Linked DNA regions of Mus musculus: region 1 is linked to region 2. Evidence: chromatin loops called from intact Hi-C (ENCODE). Cell type or tissue: heart. All regions are shown on one strand. Links, peaks and the distances in the headings refer to the core of each region. The heading gives the core; the rest is flanking DNA.

Evidence for each region. A loop is a pair of places that touch in the nucleus more often than their neighbours do. Peaks named below come from ENCODE experiments on the same cell type or tissue, not always from the same donor. Only the 100,000 strongest peaks of a DNase experiment are listed, where the experiment ranks them.
Region 1: a loop joins it to region 2, with 2.9 times the contacts of the local background. A loop is called at or near these places in 2 of 42 quality-filtered maps.

What each region holds. Positions count from the first base shown.
Region 1 is chr15:71,913,189-71,921,523 of GRCm38, forward strand. Col22a1 (collagen, type XXII, alpha 1) reads right to left here. Exons shown (of 64, transcript NM_027174.1): 24 at 2,596-2,649; 25 at 1,918-1,971. Among named protein-coding and RNA genes, the nearest start is that of Col22a1, 120 kb to the right of the region's middle. In heart, for the core only: no CTCF peak of the experiment used is centred there; a DNase peak (open chromatin) is centred at 4,673; H3K27me3 peaks cover 763 bases.
Region 2 is chr15:71,992,209-72,000,543 of GRCm38, forward strand. The region is part of intron 3 of Col22a1 (collagen, type XXII, alpha 1); the gene reads right to left. Among named protein-coding and RNA genes, the nearest start is that of Col22a1, 38 kb to the right of the region's middle. In heart, for the core only: a CTCF peak has its summit at 4,802 (motif pointing right); no DNase peak of the experiment used is centred there.

The sequences.
Region 1 (8,335 bases), core at 159-8,158, 79 kb before region 2:
CCGGTCTCCATCGTGGCTGTCACCCCAGCCTTGTATTTCTGAGGAGTTTCATAGTGTGCCTTCTAATTCAAGGTGCATTCTCTACCCCAACCTTGACATTCTATCCCAGCTGCTAGGTGCAGATGAAGAGACAATGAATCCCAGGATGGAGTGGCTTCTGAGGTCACAGAGATGTGGATGGGGACCTGAAGAGCCTTCTGGCTACAACTGTGAGCCCCTGCACTAAACCTAAGATGTATTGTCACGCCCATTTCACAGGGCCACGTTCTCTCATTAGAACAGGTGGAAAACAGGCTCCCTCACAGACAACCTCAGGGGCTATTTCTTGGTATCTCTTCATGAGAGTAAGTTAACTTTTTAGTTTTTGTTCTTTAATAAAAGGGTCTTACTCTGTAGCCCTAGTTGACCAGGTATCTTTATATAGTTCAGCCTAGCCTTGAACTCACAGCAATCCTCCTGCTTCAGACTATTACATACTAAAATTACAAGTATGTACTACATATCTACCTTAAATTTTTCATAGCTTTTTCTAATGCTCCTGCTTGCTCTTCTGAATGAGAATTTCCTGTATCTGATTTAAGACTCCTATCTCTCTGTGCACCCGGAGTTGGAACTTGTCCCCCCTGAAGTTTGGTGATCATCATGGCCACAGGAGATGGAGCCACTTGCTTCAGTGAAATCATGACAGTGACCAGGAAAGACCAAAGTCCAAAGCCAGAGCTGAGCTACAGCTTCATCTTGATTAAAAACCATAATGCCATTTAGATCTGCTGTTCCCCACAGCCCCTCCATGGTGCTCTGGGTCATTTGAACACTTTGTTTTCTGTTGTATTTGAATTAGAGTCTACATAGCCCAGGAAAACTTAGAACTTACGGCAACTCTCCTGCCCCAGCCTCTCCAGCCCTGGAAGTACAAGTGAATGCCATCCTGCCCAGATTGATGAGAGCGTACTTTCAAATAAACGCACCGTATCAGAAGAGATGAGTGAGTTTAAGCTGCTGTATGGCCCTGCCACCACACACTCATTGGTGATGATGCCATTGGTGACTGTGCCTGCAGAATGTCTCCTGGGAGCTATGCATTAACCAGGTGCCTCTTCAGGTTCACATCCATGCACCTGAGCATGGACTATAGCGCTGGCTTTATGGCTGATGCCCTTTGAGGAGCAGCACAACTTCAGTTCTGGGTTGGCATCCACCTCTGGTCCTATCTCCTGAGTCTTTTATCTATGTCCACAGAGGGATCCATGACCCAAATAGGATGAAGAGTTGCTGTGTGCTGCATGCTCTCCAGCATCCAGAGCCTCCATCCGTACCCTGGCCTTGACCTCTGGCAGTTCCCACAGGAGTTTGTTGTAAATTACCCCCTGAGTAAAGCAGCCCCTGGGATTATGGGACATCAGATCAGAACCTGGTATCAGGGTGGCAGGCTGTATCCAGGATACTCCATTAGTGTGTGTAAAGGGGCTTACACCAATGTGCCAAGGTAACATGTCCACCTTTTAGCTGAGTAGTATTCTCATGACATTAAAGCTAGCTGATTCCTGGGGCTTAGAAGAAACTAGAAAGTCCTTGAAATGCCAGGGTCTTCTCCATGAATAAGTGGGGCAAAAGGCCAGGAAATATAAAGATGTTGTAGTAATCCCTGACATTTTAGTGGGAAGGACTTCATGAATGTTACTTTAGAAACAAGAACAAGGCTGGCCAGGGCTAGTGAAGGTAGTCTCAGGAGACAGCAGGAGAGAATAGAGAACCAGCCTGCACCAGCCTCATGATCTGCTGTAAAGGAAGGGGCTTCATAAGGCATTGCTAGCTCTGCGAGAGAGCCCTGGGGCCAGGGCAAATGCCTTGCTACTCCTGACATGGGACAAAGGAGGTCAGTAAGAGACAAATAGCAGAAGAGCAGAAACAACTCACCGCATGCCCAGCAGGCCCAGGTTTTCCCGGGAAGCCGAGCTCGCCAGGTAAACCCTGAAAGAAGAAGTTTAAAAACTGTCAGTCTATTTGAGATTAGTCTTGTCATGATGCCGTCCCTGGCATAGGATCAGGCCTCTGGCTCTAAGGAGAATGCCTCAGGGTGTCTACCACTCTCATTGCCAGCCCCTGTAAAACACAGAATAGCCCCAGATCTACAGTTGGTGAGGTTGCAGCATGTCTGCTCTGCAGCCGAGACCACTGCCATGTGCACCCAAGCCCGAATACTCCCTCTGCAGACTGCTGGGTGTACCCTGCCCACCACCTGCTATGGGACAGTTTCCCAGCTGATCTTTAAAGGATGAGAGGGAAGACTGTTAAACAAACACTGGCCTTGGTATTGTTTTGTGAGAACTGACCACAAAAATCTATGCATACTTGGATAGCAGGCCAACCTGATGCACCCCCATACCATGACAGAAGAAGATACCAAGTGTTTACGATGATTTATATGTCACTTATAAGTGCCAGACCCAAGAGCTTAAGAGTGACGAAGCATGGAGGCTTCTACATCCACAGTCTTCCTGTCTGCGCCTTTGTTCTGGATACAGGACAAAGCCACCCCTTCCCTTGAAAATGCTACCCAAGTTCCCCTTCAAGAGAAAGTCAAGCCAGTCTTACCGGGGGTCCTCCAGGTCCAGGGGGCCCTGGAACACCGGGTGGTCCAGGCGGGCCCTGTATAGAGAGAGTGGGTGGTTACGAAAGTACACAGAGACACTGCCTGGTCTGTTACAAACCAGTGTTTGAGAAACAGTAGATGGAGTGGCAGTGTAGGAAGACTCTAGTTTCTTCTGCCTCACCTAATTTCAAATGGAAAGGAAGAGTTGAAAATTACAAATAAATATCCTACTGGTGTGCTGGTTAGTTTTTGTCAGTTTAGCACAAACCAGGGTCATCAGGGAAGAGGGAGCCTCAGCTGAAGAATTGCTTCTATCAGATGCAGGGGCATTACCTTGACTGTTGACTGATGTGGGAGGCCCACTGTGAGCAACGCCACCCTTGGCCAGGTGGATCTGGGCTATATACGAAAGATAGCTGAGCAAGCCAGAGAAAAGCAACCCAGTCAGCCGCTCTATGATCTCAGCGTCAGCTCCTGCCTTCAGAGTCTGCCTCAGTGGCTGCACTCAGTGATGGACTATCACACAAAGGTCAAATGAACCCTTTCCTCGCTCTACAAGCTGTTTTGGGGTTGGCGTTTTATCACAGAAACAGGAAACCAAACTAGAGTGAGCCTGCTTTATGACCTATCGTGCTGTATGGTTAAATCCTTTGAACATTTAAGGAGACCAGACATACGTGTACACACACACACACACACACACACACACACACACACACACACACAGATGCATACAGTAGTCACCCATTCACAAGACTCTCCCAGGGCACACCTTGTCTCCACCCATCACGCTCCAGAGCTGATGCCAGTGTCAGCATCACAGAGCAGACTGTGGGTCTCGACCTAAGTCCATTGATTTCCTAGGTTCATCAAAATCTCTCCCCTACTCCGTTGGGATCAATTTGGCCAGGAATAGGGATGTGCATTTTATGTGTAGCATCTACAGGAGTGTATGCATATGTGTTAAATTCCAATTATTCAGTTCCCACGCTAACACAGGGCAGGGAAAAATGGTAAGTAAATATGAGAGGAAGCCAGAGCCCATGCTTCCATGATCATGGGAGTGGGGAGGGAAGAAAGGAATAGAGAGGAACCCGGGCAATGAGTAGGGAGTGAGCTGTGGACCTGGAAGCCTGAAGCAAAGGGTTTAGAGGAGTCACCTGAACAGTGAAGAGGGCAGAAGTGACCAACAGGCTAGGCACACAACAGCAGGCAGAAACCAGCTGTATAAAGGCCAGAAGAATGGAAGGCACTGTGCATTGTACAATAGCCAACTGTTTCATAAGAGGACAGAGCAGGCCTTGATGTGCCAGTGTGGAGAGCTATGAATATACCTTATGAATAACTAGGACATGCATCCGCCATGTGTCTTAGATTTCCAGATGCCCTGTGGAGGCCACCAAAGGCAGAGACATATAGTGGGCCATGGGCTGGTGGTCGCTATGCAATAATGGGTCTCTGGGGGAGAGTGGGGCTCCTTCTGAGTATTTGCAGGTTCGGGACAGTCCTGCCAAGGGCCTTTCATCTGAGAACATCCAAGGGCATGGCAGCTGAACATCCTGCAGGGGCGCCTGTTCTGGGTTTTGGTGGTGGGTACGTCCTTGCTTTTCCAGCCTGGCGTTTCGTATTCCTGCAGAAGTATTTACAACTTTCCCCACCCCACACAACTCTAGGAGCAATAGAAGGCACTAAAGCACGTACTTGCCCATGTCTCCCTCTGGATGTGCCCTTCTCTGGATGTGTCTCTCCCATTCTCCTGCTCTTCTTCACCTGCCCCCTCCTCTGAGATGGCACCCAGGTTCTTGGGTCTTCTCTGTGATCAAGGTCAAGATCAAGGTCTTCTTCTTATCTTACCCTCAGATCCTCAAGAATCAAACAGTCTAGTTTCCTCTGCATCTCGAAGAGAAACTAACTTGGGCCAAGACAGGAAGCCATATTCAGAAAAATGCCTAAGTCATCCAAAAGGTGACTTGAAGGGACCATTTGCATTCAGAGAGCAATAACAGATTATGACCACTGGAGGGCGATAAGAAACAAAGAATGGCACAAGGGTCGCGATCATGAGCTATTCCGTTTACTGCCTCTGGGTGGCATGTGTGAGTCAAACTTTCATACACAAAGTGAGAGCATTTACAAAATGCTTTGAGTGGCAGCTGGAGTTCAGTTTCCCCGTAGCTCGTTTAGACCTGATGTGTCTTTGGAGCAGCATCTATCCTGTTTGAGATGTTTTCCCCTAAGTCTGGGTAACTGGAGAGGCTACAGTGAGCTGGGAAAGGCCCTGGGTAAAGGTCAACCTATCTTCCTTATTGGACAAGGGCTGGGCTGGAGAAAGGTTCCATCAAGGGTGGCTGCCCACCTTGTCCAGCGTCCTCAGCACTGTACCCATCTGCTGCCTGTGATAAACTCTGTTCACCTCTTCATACTGAGGGATCTGCAGAAATCACCAGAACGACTTCCCCATGAAAGCACATACCAGGCCACTCACTGTCACTCGAGGACCCAGCCCCACAGCACCCACCAATGGAGCTTAACAGGGATTTTTCTACACAGATACACAGATAGTACTCATGTGGCCATGGGGACATTTCCCTTTCTTCCCTCCTTACATGCCTGGCCATACGGATAGCTCTAGAATGTTTAGTGCTTTCTAAAACACTTCTTTCAGAAATCGGGCCTGCCAGCCAGCCCACTGCTACTCTGATCTCATTTACCCTCCCCGTCTTTCTATAAACTTCCTTGTCCTGCTGGTGGTGGTGGTGGTGGTGGTGCCCTGGCACACAGCAGTCTAGAGTTGATGATCTTCTGTGAACAGCTAGTGAAAATGAAACCTTTAGTGTCTAAGAGTGAAGAAAACAGTCTTAAACAATAGAGTTTAAGGACCTTGCTAGAGGTCACGCAGCTATCTTCTCCAGGTGGAAAAGTGGCATATGCATCCTGAAGGGTCCACCTGCATCAGAGTCACCTGAATTGGAGGTTATACACACAGAGACCAGAGCTGCCTGTTTAGACTCCTGGCTAGCAGGTTCAGATCAGGTGCCTAAGGTCAGGGACTGGTGTGATGGATGCTCAGTGGTACAGATGTCTCTAGTACAGGATCATTCAATGCCACCAAACCCATCTGCAGCCACCTTCTCTCTAGCTCTAGCCCTGTTACTATGTAAAATATAACAGAGAGGAGGCACCGTGTGCCTAGGAGACACAAAAAAGAAGGTAGAAACCTGGAAGACCTGCCAGGGAGGGTCATTCCACTTTTCCAGCTCTACCTCGTTAGAGCCCACACTGATCAAACGAGGCAGCCTTTTCCACCCCAAGCTGAAAATGAGGAAGGTCCAGGCTAAAATGGACCACACTATGGTTCAATGTACCTCCCAACCCATAACACCAGTCTGGCCATCCTGCTAAAGATGCCAGTCACATGGCCTTCTTGGAGACACATTCTGCCACTGGAGGAGAATCTAGACTGTCCTTGATATCTCCGACTCCAAACATTTAGCACCCAGTTCTGCTGTGCACACAGTAGGGAGTTAACAAAAGTTTGAGGCAGTAAGTAGCCAAGCACTAGGGATGTCCTCAGGAATTAAAGCTACCCACTGCAACAGCCACGTCGAGGAAGAGTCAACCGCAGATGGAAACAGCTGTTACAGAGTCTGGAGACTGCTACCAGGAGGTGTCACATAGCCTCGGGCATCCATTCCAAGTCGCACAGAGCATCTTGCAAGTCCAGTTTGGGGTTGTGGGGTTAATGCAAAGCAGCGTTTAGCCTGCCCTAGGGACCTGCTCTGCTGGCCTTTGCTGGTACTAATGCTTACAAAGGGCAGCAGCTCCTCATGAACACCTGTCCTGCCTCTGGTTAGACTTTCTATGGAGCCTCTTGTCTTTCATTTTTCCATGGATACCTAAGTGAAATGTGGGTTTTCGGGGGACAAGGAAGCCCCCCATCCCCGCTACTGTCCCTGACAACAGAAACCCCTTTGAAAACTAGGATGCTCCACCATTCCTTCGTTACATATAAAGATTTTAGTGTCTCAAGGAAGGAACGGAACTAAAAGAAGATGGAGACGGAGATGCAGGATGCTTCAGTGTCTGCAGCTTCTCAAGATGCTGCTGTCAAGTAGCTCATCTTCTCTGCACCAAGCGACGAGCCGGCTGGGGTTCATGTGAGAACTTAAGGCTTGGGGCTGAGGATATGGTTCAGTGGTGTGGCACCTGCCTGACATGCACGATTCCACACCACTGCAGAGCAAAAAGACAAAAGGTCTGTGGCTCTGGGTGTCCTGGATAATATTCTACATGGCCTCAGGCTACCTAAAAGGATTTCACCTTCATAACCTTTATCACACCAAATATGGCATAGAGGCTATACATCATTCTCTCTCTCTCTCTCTCTCTCTCTCTTTCTCTCTCTCTGTGTGTGTGTGTGTACAGAGAGAAAGAGAGAGAATATGCATACTCCTATTTTTTTCTTTTAATCATTAATGAAAGCATCTAGCTAAATTAATCAGACTATTAACAAGTAACACATTAGCCAATAGATATAAATGTTGACAAAATGCCTGCCTGCTTGTATTACCATTAATGAAAACAAAGTAATTACTCTCCATATTAGTTAAATAATCAGCCTACTAATTATTAATGAAGTAACATTTAATCCCTATATAGTGACTAAACAGCGATCGGATGCAATTAGTAGTTACAATGATGATATGTAAGTAGCCAATTAATCTAATTACTATTAATAAAGAAATTGCAAATAATCATCTCTACCACAGTAATTGCAACCGTGGTACGCTTATGAAGTTGAACGGAATTTGAAGACATATGAAAATTGCCTGAATGAATTAACAGAGCAATCAAGTTAATTCAGTGTGCAGCTGGGACAATTCTGAGGGAAAGGTATTCACAATTTGTGTTCACCCCCGAGGTGTAACTATGGCCACCCACCGCCCATCTAGGGGAATTTCTACACAGTCCTAGGAGCCCACCCAGGTCTCACACCAGCTCTGTCCCCTGGTTGTGCATTCTCCCACACAGGGGTCTTGATTCCTCAGCCAGTGGCAGGCAACATCACCTTTGCACAAACATGTGAATGTGGCCGGCCCTCACAAAAGACTTCAATTTTCTTTATGCTCCCTGTGAGAGGATTCCTGTATAGGACAGTGAGACCCTGACTTAGAGCGTTTCTCCCTGGAAGGTAAAGCCCTTGGATGTTCCCCAAGCTTGTTTTCCCTGATCTCTAAAAATGCAGCCAGAAAGAAGCTCTTTGTTCTCTATAGCTAGCAAAAAGCCTTTTTGCTTCTGTGCCTTACAGCCAGAGATTCGATAATTGTAGGAAGACCTACAAGGACACAGAGATAGAGAGGAGCTACAGGTCTCTTCCCGCCCCCCTCTCCAGAAAGGAGCTGTAGCCAACTCTCCTCCCAACTCCTCCCAATTCCTCAGCTAGCTGTTAAAAGCCCCCTACTGTTACTGCTTGGGGTCGAACTCCCCTGCCCTGCACAACGCTGGAGGGACTTTGTCCTCAGCTAGCTGATAATAAAACCTCTTGCAGTTTGCATCAGGTGTGGTTTTCTCATTGGGGTGCTGGCCAGCTCATCCCGGAACTTGAGTGGAGGCCCAGCTTTGGGGGTCTTTTTTTTTTAAAGATTTATTTTATTAATATATGTAAGTACACTGTAGCTGTCTTCAGACACTCCAGAAGAGAGAGTCAGATCTTGTTGTAGATGGTTGTGAGCCACCATGTGG
Region 2 (8,335 bases), core at 296-8,295:
CTTGCTGCCGGGAGTGGGGGGCGGCCTGAAAGGTTATACCAGAATGAAATTGCTGTTTCTGTTTCCTAGGCTGTGACATAAACAGCCTCTGCCACAGGCTCCTACTGCCATAAACTGGGGGATACCACCATGTCTTCCTATGATGGACTAAAACCTTCTGAAATCACAAACTAAAATAACTATTTCCTTCTGAAAATTGCTTCCTATGTCAGGCCATAATGACACAAAAAGTAGCTAGCATGGCTTGCTTTCAGGTAGGTAGGCATGGTACCCCAAGCCCAGCTCAGCCATCTTCTAGTTCTTTGCAGAAAGATATCTCCATCATCTTCTATAATGACCCATTTGTTTCCATAGTCACTATTTGTTCAACTGAAATATGGACAGAGCTGTAGATATATTCTAAATGCCCACCTTGTTCAAAGGACACAGGGATGAATAGCAGAATATAATATACCACAGCCTTGCCTTCAACTGCTCATGCGCTGGGGTGTTCCCACTCATTCCTACCTGGAGAAGAACTCCTCCTGAGAGAGACCAAGTTCCAAAGCTAGTAGAACAATACTCAAATCACTGTTAGGGGTCTTTGCTTACAGTGGGTGGCTGAATCTCAGTTCCAGTACATGTGGCCACTGTCTCCACTGTGTCCCGGCCTCTGCTTTAGGCCAAACAAACAACCCTTGAACTGAGAGGGAAATGTGGCTGGTAGACTACAGTTTTTGATGTACCCTGTTCACTATGGTTTCCGTGAGCTAATGTGATCATATCGCAGGCTCCAAAGTTCCTGGTTTGGGAGTATCACGGTCACTATTAGCCAACAACATAATTCCCACTGTTTACTTCTTTTGGCTACAGAAATGACAGTATTCTCAACCATACACACACAATATGAATAATCTGTTATTGCTTATGTCACTATAGTTGAGTTTTTCTCCCTTTGCAATTGAATGCATCCAAACTTGCAAAAACACATTTCTGAGCTTCCTAAGAACTTGGGACAGAGAACTCTCTGAAAGTTTGAGTTTCTGAATGCGGAGAGGAGAAGTAATGGGTTATGGGAACTAAGGCGTTATTCCCCTGGGAGAGGAGCTACTGACAGAGAAGAGTCCCTTCATTACCCCATGTACAGGGATTTATCCGATAATCACTGAGGATCCACTTGAATAGTAGTTCTGGAGTTAAAGCAGAGACAAGAGCTAAGGAATCAAAAGATATACCTAATAAGTTCCTAGCTAGTTACAGATAAGGGTGACTGCAAAATCCCTGCTCCCTCGGGACCTTCTCATCATCTCCATGCTGATATTCATCCACTGCACTCTAGGTATAGAGCAAATGTTCACGCTTCTGAGGAGAAAACAGGGACACTCATGTCTTTATATAGATCAGGCTCCATCCTGCCAAGAGCTAGTCAGAGGCACTGCCCCAAGGAGTAACACTAGGCACCTACTTCAGTCTTTCTGAAAAATCACTTGAACTTACTTGCCCTCAATTTACTGTATAGACAAGGAGCCCATTTTTGCATGTCATGGATGGGGAAGGATTCTGACCTCTTGTGCTTTATGTTGGCACATCCATGGATCGCTCCATAGGACATACGATCATTTTACCTTTTGGTCTCATCCGGATTTTTTTCCAGTTTAGAAAAGAGGAGATTGGCAGTCATTGTGAGCCCATTGTGTGCCAGTCACCTGACCCAGAACTGAACCCACACCACCACTCTAAGTAAAATTTGCTCCCATTATACAACTAACATCTAAGGAAAGTTGGCGAGCTCATCAGGTAGGACGAGCACCTGTATTTAAACACCACCTTGAATCCATGTCCCTATAGTGGAGATGACAGGTCCTGGGACAGGAGGGAAAGGCTATCAGCAGAAACAATGGAGGCCAGGCATGCAGCTGGTGCCTGGCTAAGGACAATACAAAGCATTTGCTTCTCATCCATCACCTTAAGGGAGGCACCCCTTGGGGGCAGATGACCACAGGGAGATGATGATATGCTGAGTAGACAAGAGAAAGGGTGGAGGAGGGAAGGGATGACTTCCCAGCCCGATTCCTCCTTTGCTCCAACTGTGTCATCTATGAATTGTGTCTTCTCTCCTATTTTACATAGGCAGCAAATACTGTACCATATACAACAAAGTTAGAAATAACATTAATAGGCATTGCGTCCCTAATAGCTTCCCAGGAACAGGGTGGTCGTATGTCTAGAATCAATACTGGGCATGCTGTGTGGGCTGTTTCTGGCTTCTTCACTACTCAACTGGGAGACAGCAGTATCCCCAGGACCAGAAGACATATGTAGATGATTTGCTGCTCAGCATACACCTTTGGAAAGCGTGTCAAAATAATTAACATTTTTAATTGCATTCTCACCACAGCTTTATGAGGTAGATGCCCCTAATTTACAGATACACAAAGAAGGGTATGCAGCAGGCAGGAGCTGCCCAAGGCTCACACTGCTAGAAGGTGGCAATTCAGCACAAAGTCTCCTATATCTGGCCCTCAGCACAATATAGCCTCTCTAGAGGACTCTTGTATGTCTACAAAGCCTGCCAATACAGCATCCTCCTGGCCTGCTACCTTCTGAAATACCCTCTAGCTTTGGATCAGTTCTGACCTACAGAGGCATCACTGCCAACTCTGCCCTTGTAAGATTGATTTGCTTATGCAATGGGGAAAACAAAGCTCAGGGATATTAAGAAATTTATCCAGAATCACAAAGCCACCAAGTGGCAGAGGTAGAGACAGGACCAGGGAGTCAAGTGTAAGCAATTATCCATATGATCATAGCCTTGGAAAGTATTTTTGAATATAAGAGAAAACCAGCCCATTGTCCAACAGCAGTCACACATGTGCTCTCGTGTAATCCCCTGAACAGGGCTTCAGGAGAAACATAATTATCAGTAATCTACAGTTGAGCCACTTGTTAGAGGGGGGATGTCAGAAATTATATCCAAAGGACACAGTGTTGATCATGAGAGAAACCTGAAACTGTTTGTATGCTCAGTTCCACCATGGCTACCTATTCTGGGACATTTTGGATATCTCCTGGTGCTATCTTTCTTCCAGGCCTTTGCTGGCTAGTTATGTTATGATGACATAAGCTAGAGCCATCTGAAAGGAGGAACTTCAATTAAGAAAATGCCTCCAAAATATCTGGCTATAAAGTAGTTTCTTAATTAGTAATTGATTTGGGAGGGCCCAGCCCATTGTGGGTAGTGCCATCCCTGGGCTATTGGCCCTGGGTTCTATTAGAAAGCATGGTGAGCAAGCCATAATGAGCAAGCCAGTAAGCAGCATCCCTCCATGACCTCTGCATCAGCTTCTGCCACCAGGATCCCGTCCTGACTTCCTTCAGTGATGGACTGTGCTGTGGAAGTGTAACTCAAGTAAACCCTTTCTTTCCTCTCCAAGTTTCTCTGGTTCATGGTGTTTTGTCACAGCAATAGTAACCCTGTCTAAGACAAGGCCAAAGTATATGAGTTCCTGTGCACATGCCCTGGCTTCTCTGGATAGGTGATCCATACCCCCCTAGGACTTCTGGATTGTAGAGGTATGGACATGGTGCCAAACTTCTGGAGAGCATTTATGTAAGATTCAGAGCTAGTCTGCTATAAGGATATGTGGCAGACAGAGTAATACTAGAAAAAGAAATCCTGCTAGAAAGTCCAGACAGCTATGCTTAGTGGTCACACAATCCCTCACCATTTGCTCCTCTCTCAGAAAACAGTAGGCGTAGTGAGAAGGGAGAAGACAGAGCTGAGCCTTCCATAATGGCAAACCTACACTGCCATATTTGAAGACTAGAGTTCGAGATTAAAGGATGACAAGGTAGGGTCCTGCAGAGCCATCTCTCCTCTCCGGCACCAATCACATACCTCTTGCTACATAAGGAGAAGCCGAAACAGAGTTGAGTTGGAAGAACTTGACCCCAAGGCTGAGAATAAAGAGCCATAGGTTAAATAAGCCATAACCCAGCCCTTATGTGCCTACGTTCAAACTTAGAAGGAAGGATTACAGTCAGAATTCCCCTCCATCTGAGATAAAGGGCAAGTGGTCAGCGCATAGGCAGTACCAGGCATGGCACCTGGCATCTAGTGAGTCCCACTCATTCATTTATTCATTCCTTCAGCCAAGAACATATTTTCCATATGCCCAACATATCTGTTACAGCTTGTGGAAGGAATACAAGCACCTGACTGCAGTGAACTGTAGACTCCCTCCTGCAGGTGTCTACATGTTAAGGGAAGACACAGAGGCCAACAAAAACAAGAAACTGTCCAGATGTATCACTCTCACTACAGAGGAAATAGGCTTATATGGAGACAGGGTGGTGGATATGCTTCCAGGATGGGCACTGGAGCCCTAAGGGGAGTGACATCTGAACTGAGATTCAAGGAGAACACCTGGTAAATGGGCGGGCACAGCAGGCAACTGCAGCGCTCCAGAGGCTGAAGGGCTTTGGCTGAAGGATGCTGTTTGGCAGAGGAGGCAAGAAACAAGAACCACTGAGGAACAAGTGGCAAAGTCAGGAAGGAGGGTGGACCCTCATAATCCAAGGCAGGGTTTGCTATTAAAGGCAACTAAGAGACCCCTGATCAGGAGGGCAAAGACAGTGGGTTAGAAACTGGGTAGAAGATGACATTCTGCTCCTGAAGAGACTTTCTGGGACAGTAGGGCTCATTTTGGGATGTCACTATCCAAGGAAGTCTGAAAGGAACACACTTCATCCAAAGCTATAGGTGGCCCAGGGCACAGGTTCATTTCCTTCCATGGGAATGTTCCTTGGCCCAGCACCAGTAGGTGTCACCAGAGACTATGACTATGGTTCCCTGAACAGGGCTGAAAATAGAAGTTAGCAGAACACTGGGGCCAGCAGAGCTCAGGACTACCCAGATAACACATTCCAATCAGCAAGATGGTGATTATCAACCCTCAGTACCTAAGAGAGGGCAAGTCATTTAGAAGCAAACTTTGTTTTCTTTATTCTATATCTTTATTGTCAGCTATATACCTGGAACTGATCTGAGAAATAAATTAGTCACATGACAAGTCCTCCAACCATGGGAGCTATGTCCAACAAGAGATGAACTGTAATGAGTAGGTTACTGGGGTAAGAGTATGACTGGAGAGGTAGCTAGAGAACCAAAGATGTCTCAACCAAGAGAGGATGGAGGGAAGGAGATGAAGTCAGGAAAGAGACAAGGGACTCAGGGGAGGTCTAGGTAAGGGTCTGAAAGTGGAAAGATTTCAGACACCATGGCTTGAGTATGCCCAACAAAGGAAAATTAAGGACAGAGGATGGGCAAAAGAGTGTCCTGGAGAAGGACTATCATAATGTGTTAGACAGGGCAGGAGAATAAGCAGAGACCAGACAAAGAGGTTGCCTTATCACCAGACAATTGACAACAATGGCTTATGCCTAAAGTACAGGATGATCATTTTTAACTGTCAACTTGACACAACCTAGAACCACCTGGGAAAAGAATATTAGTTAAAGAATTGTTTAAATCAGGTCGGCCTGTATGCATGCTATATGAGGGATTTTCTTTACTTTGTTAATTTATATTGGAAGAACTAGCCCACTGTGGGTAACACTATTCCCTAGGCAGGGATCCTGAACTATATAAGAGAGGAGAAAAGGAGCAAGCAAGTGAGCAAGTATGTATAAGATCTCTTGTCTGCTCTTGATTGTGTGTGTCATGTGACTAGCTGTTTCAAACTTCTCCCTGCTGTGTTGTCTCAGCAATTATTGATTCTAACCTGGAATTTTGAGCTGATGTCAGACCCTTTGCCACCCAAGTCGCTTTTTATTTGGGACAGTTCATCAAGACAACATGAATGAAACTAGGACAGATGGAGTAGAGGTGATAAGAGTTGCCAGACCGTGCTCTAACCTAAAGCCAGCCCTGTAGCTTTGGTGGCAGATCAAATGCCAGCCACTGTCTGGAAAAGAGAGTCTGTTGTTCAGAGTGTACCTCCAAAGACAGTTCACATTTGACATGAGTGATTAATACATAGAAGACCACAGCCCAAGCTCTGTCTAGTTAGCAAGTCACATGCGTGACTGGGTCTATATGTTCCTATAGCTGCATGAGTATAACTGTTTGGGTGTCTATATAACTAGTGTATAAATTTATGCCTGCATTTATGATTGAATTCAAGAAACCCAAGCCAAGGTTATGCAAAGGTCAAAAGCAAAATGAGCACATTTTACAGTCAAGTAAGACACTGGAGGTATATAGCATGGACCACTGTTGCCTCCAGTCTTCCAATAAGTGCAGTGTGAATCAGAAGCATTCAATTAGTCAGCCACATTTCTTGGAAAGCCCTGAGACACTGTGTCACCTCATGTCCCCACTCATTTGCTAACAGTTCAGCTAGAAAGCATTTAACTAGGGGACATGGAAAATGCAAAATGCACCCATGAATTTAATTATATGGATGTGTATTTATATACATAACCTAATTTATATATAGATTCTGTGTGTATAGGTTTTATATATAAATACTTATTGCACATGCCAATTTACTTGTGGTCACTATAAGTTACCACTTGATCAACTCAAAATCAAAACTACAATTTGAAATTCAGTCAGCTCTCCGTAGGCTGGAAGGCTTTGATAGAACATGACCATAGTGACTAGGACTGTCGTATCTAGGAGGATGCAGCTCACTTACCAGGATGTCACCAGCACCAGATTGATAGGGCTGACACAGACCCCACTGCTGGGTCTGGAAAGACTGGGCACAGTGAATAGCTTAGCTCACATCACCTTCCAGTCCCACAGAGGCATTCTGAGGCCTGAGAAGGTATTCGGATAGGTTAGGAATCTAGAGTAGCACAAGGCGGTGACAAGCAGAGGAGAAGCTGTATTTGGCATATGGAGTGGCCAGTTGTTATTATGATGTTGACCAAGACACAGAAAGGAAGAGGAGAACCCTTCAACGACACCTACACTCCACCTTCAGTCCTCAAGGGGACTGAGGCCCTGAGAGACATCCTGCCAAGATCACCTAAGAACCTGGTGGCAGGTGGCAGTGATGTCAGATATTCGGTCACCACATTGAAATACGTTATGAGGGTCAGAAAACTGTCTGCAAAGGACAAAGGGCAGTGCAATCAACACCATGGGCTTTGTAGGCCACAAGACCTCTCCTATAGCCAGCTTACTGCTCCAGGAAAAGCAGTCAAATTAGAAAGGACACTTGGACAAGATATGTCAGGGTTCCAAAAAGCAAGCATTTAAAGACGGATGCCTTCCAGGACTGGCCCGAGGGTGATTGCTAGCAACCCACCACAGTGGACCATGACAGGCCTTTTGTACTTTGTGGGACAGTTCTCTTTACAGAATTCACAAAGACAATCTTCAGATTCTACCTGGTGCCCTTTCTGTGATGGGAAGGTTGAGTCCTACTGTTTGGTATACTTGATTTCATTTTTATGGTCTTTTCAAAAAATATATATATAACAACAGTAGCATTAGTGGTGTTTACAGCCATAACCAGCCATTAACTGGATTTGTATCCATCGTATCAATTTGGCAGATAAGGAAACTGAGGCAGGAACAAAGCTGTGTTCATTTGGTTGATAAAGGAGAAAACTAAAACTAAAAGAAAACTAAGCTACAAAAGCATCATTTATCTAAATGAATGAAGACTCTTGTATTTAACGTGAGCTCTGAGGCCTGACTGCACTGGCTGACCCTGATGCTAAAAAGTCACAGTCTCTCTGAACAAGACAAAAATGGTATACCAGCCTAGGACCCCCTCCCAGATTTCCCTAGTCAGGCATTCACAGAAAGCTGGCATTATACCATGCCTATGGGGCAACTACAGATGTTTGAAGACAACCTAAAATACAACGGTGTGTGGGCTTGTAAGTTCACTCAGCACGTAGAGCAAATGCAATTGCATATTATTGTATTCCAACTTCCAAGAAGGGGATGTTAGGGAAACATTGTCTCTATGCATTCCTCTAGGAATAGATAGCAGAAAATACAAATGGTGACGATGATTGTGATGATGGTGGTGGTGATGATGATGATGATGACGACAATAATGATGATAAAAATTGAGAAAGTAAAATGTACTGGACTTGATCACGTCTGACTAGATGGACACAGAACTAGTCATTTTTCATTTACTCATATGTAAGTATTTATGTAATACTCTCATATAAGTATGAATGTATGTACTTAGAGCCCATACTCCGGGCCATCAGAATGTCAAATACTTCCTGGCATGAACTTAATGGATGGCTGCACCCTCACTAACAGTCGTTCTCAACCTGTGGGTCATGATTCCTTTGGTGGTCAAATGACCCCTTCACAAGG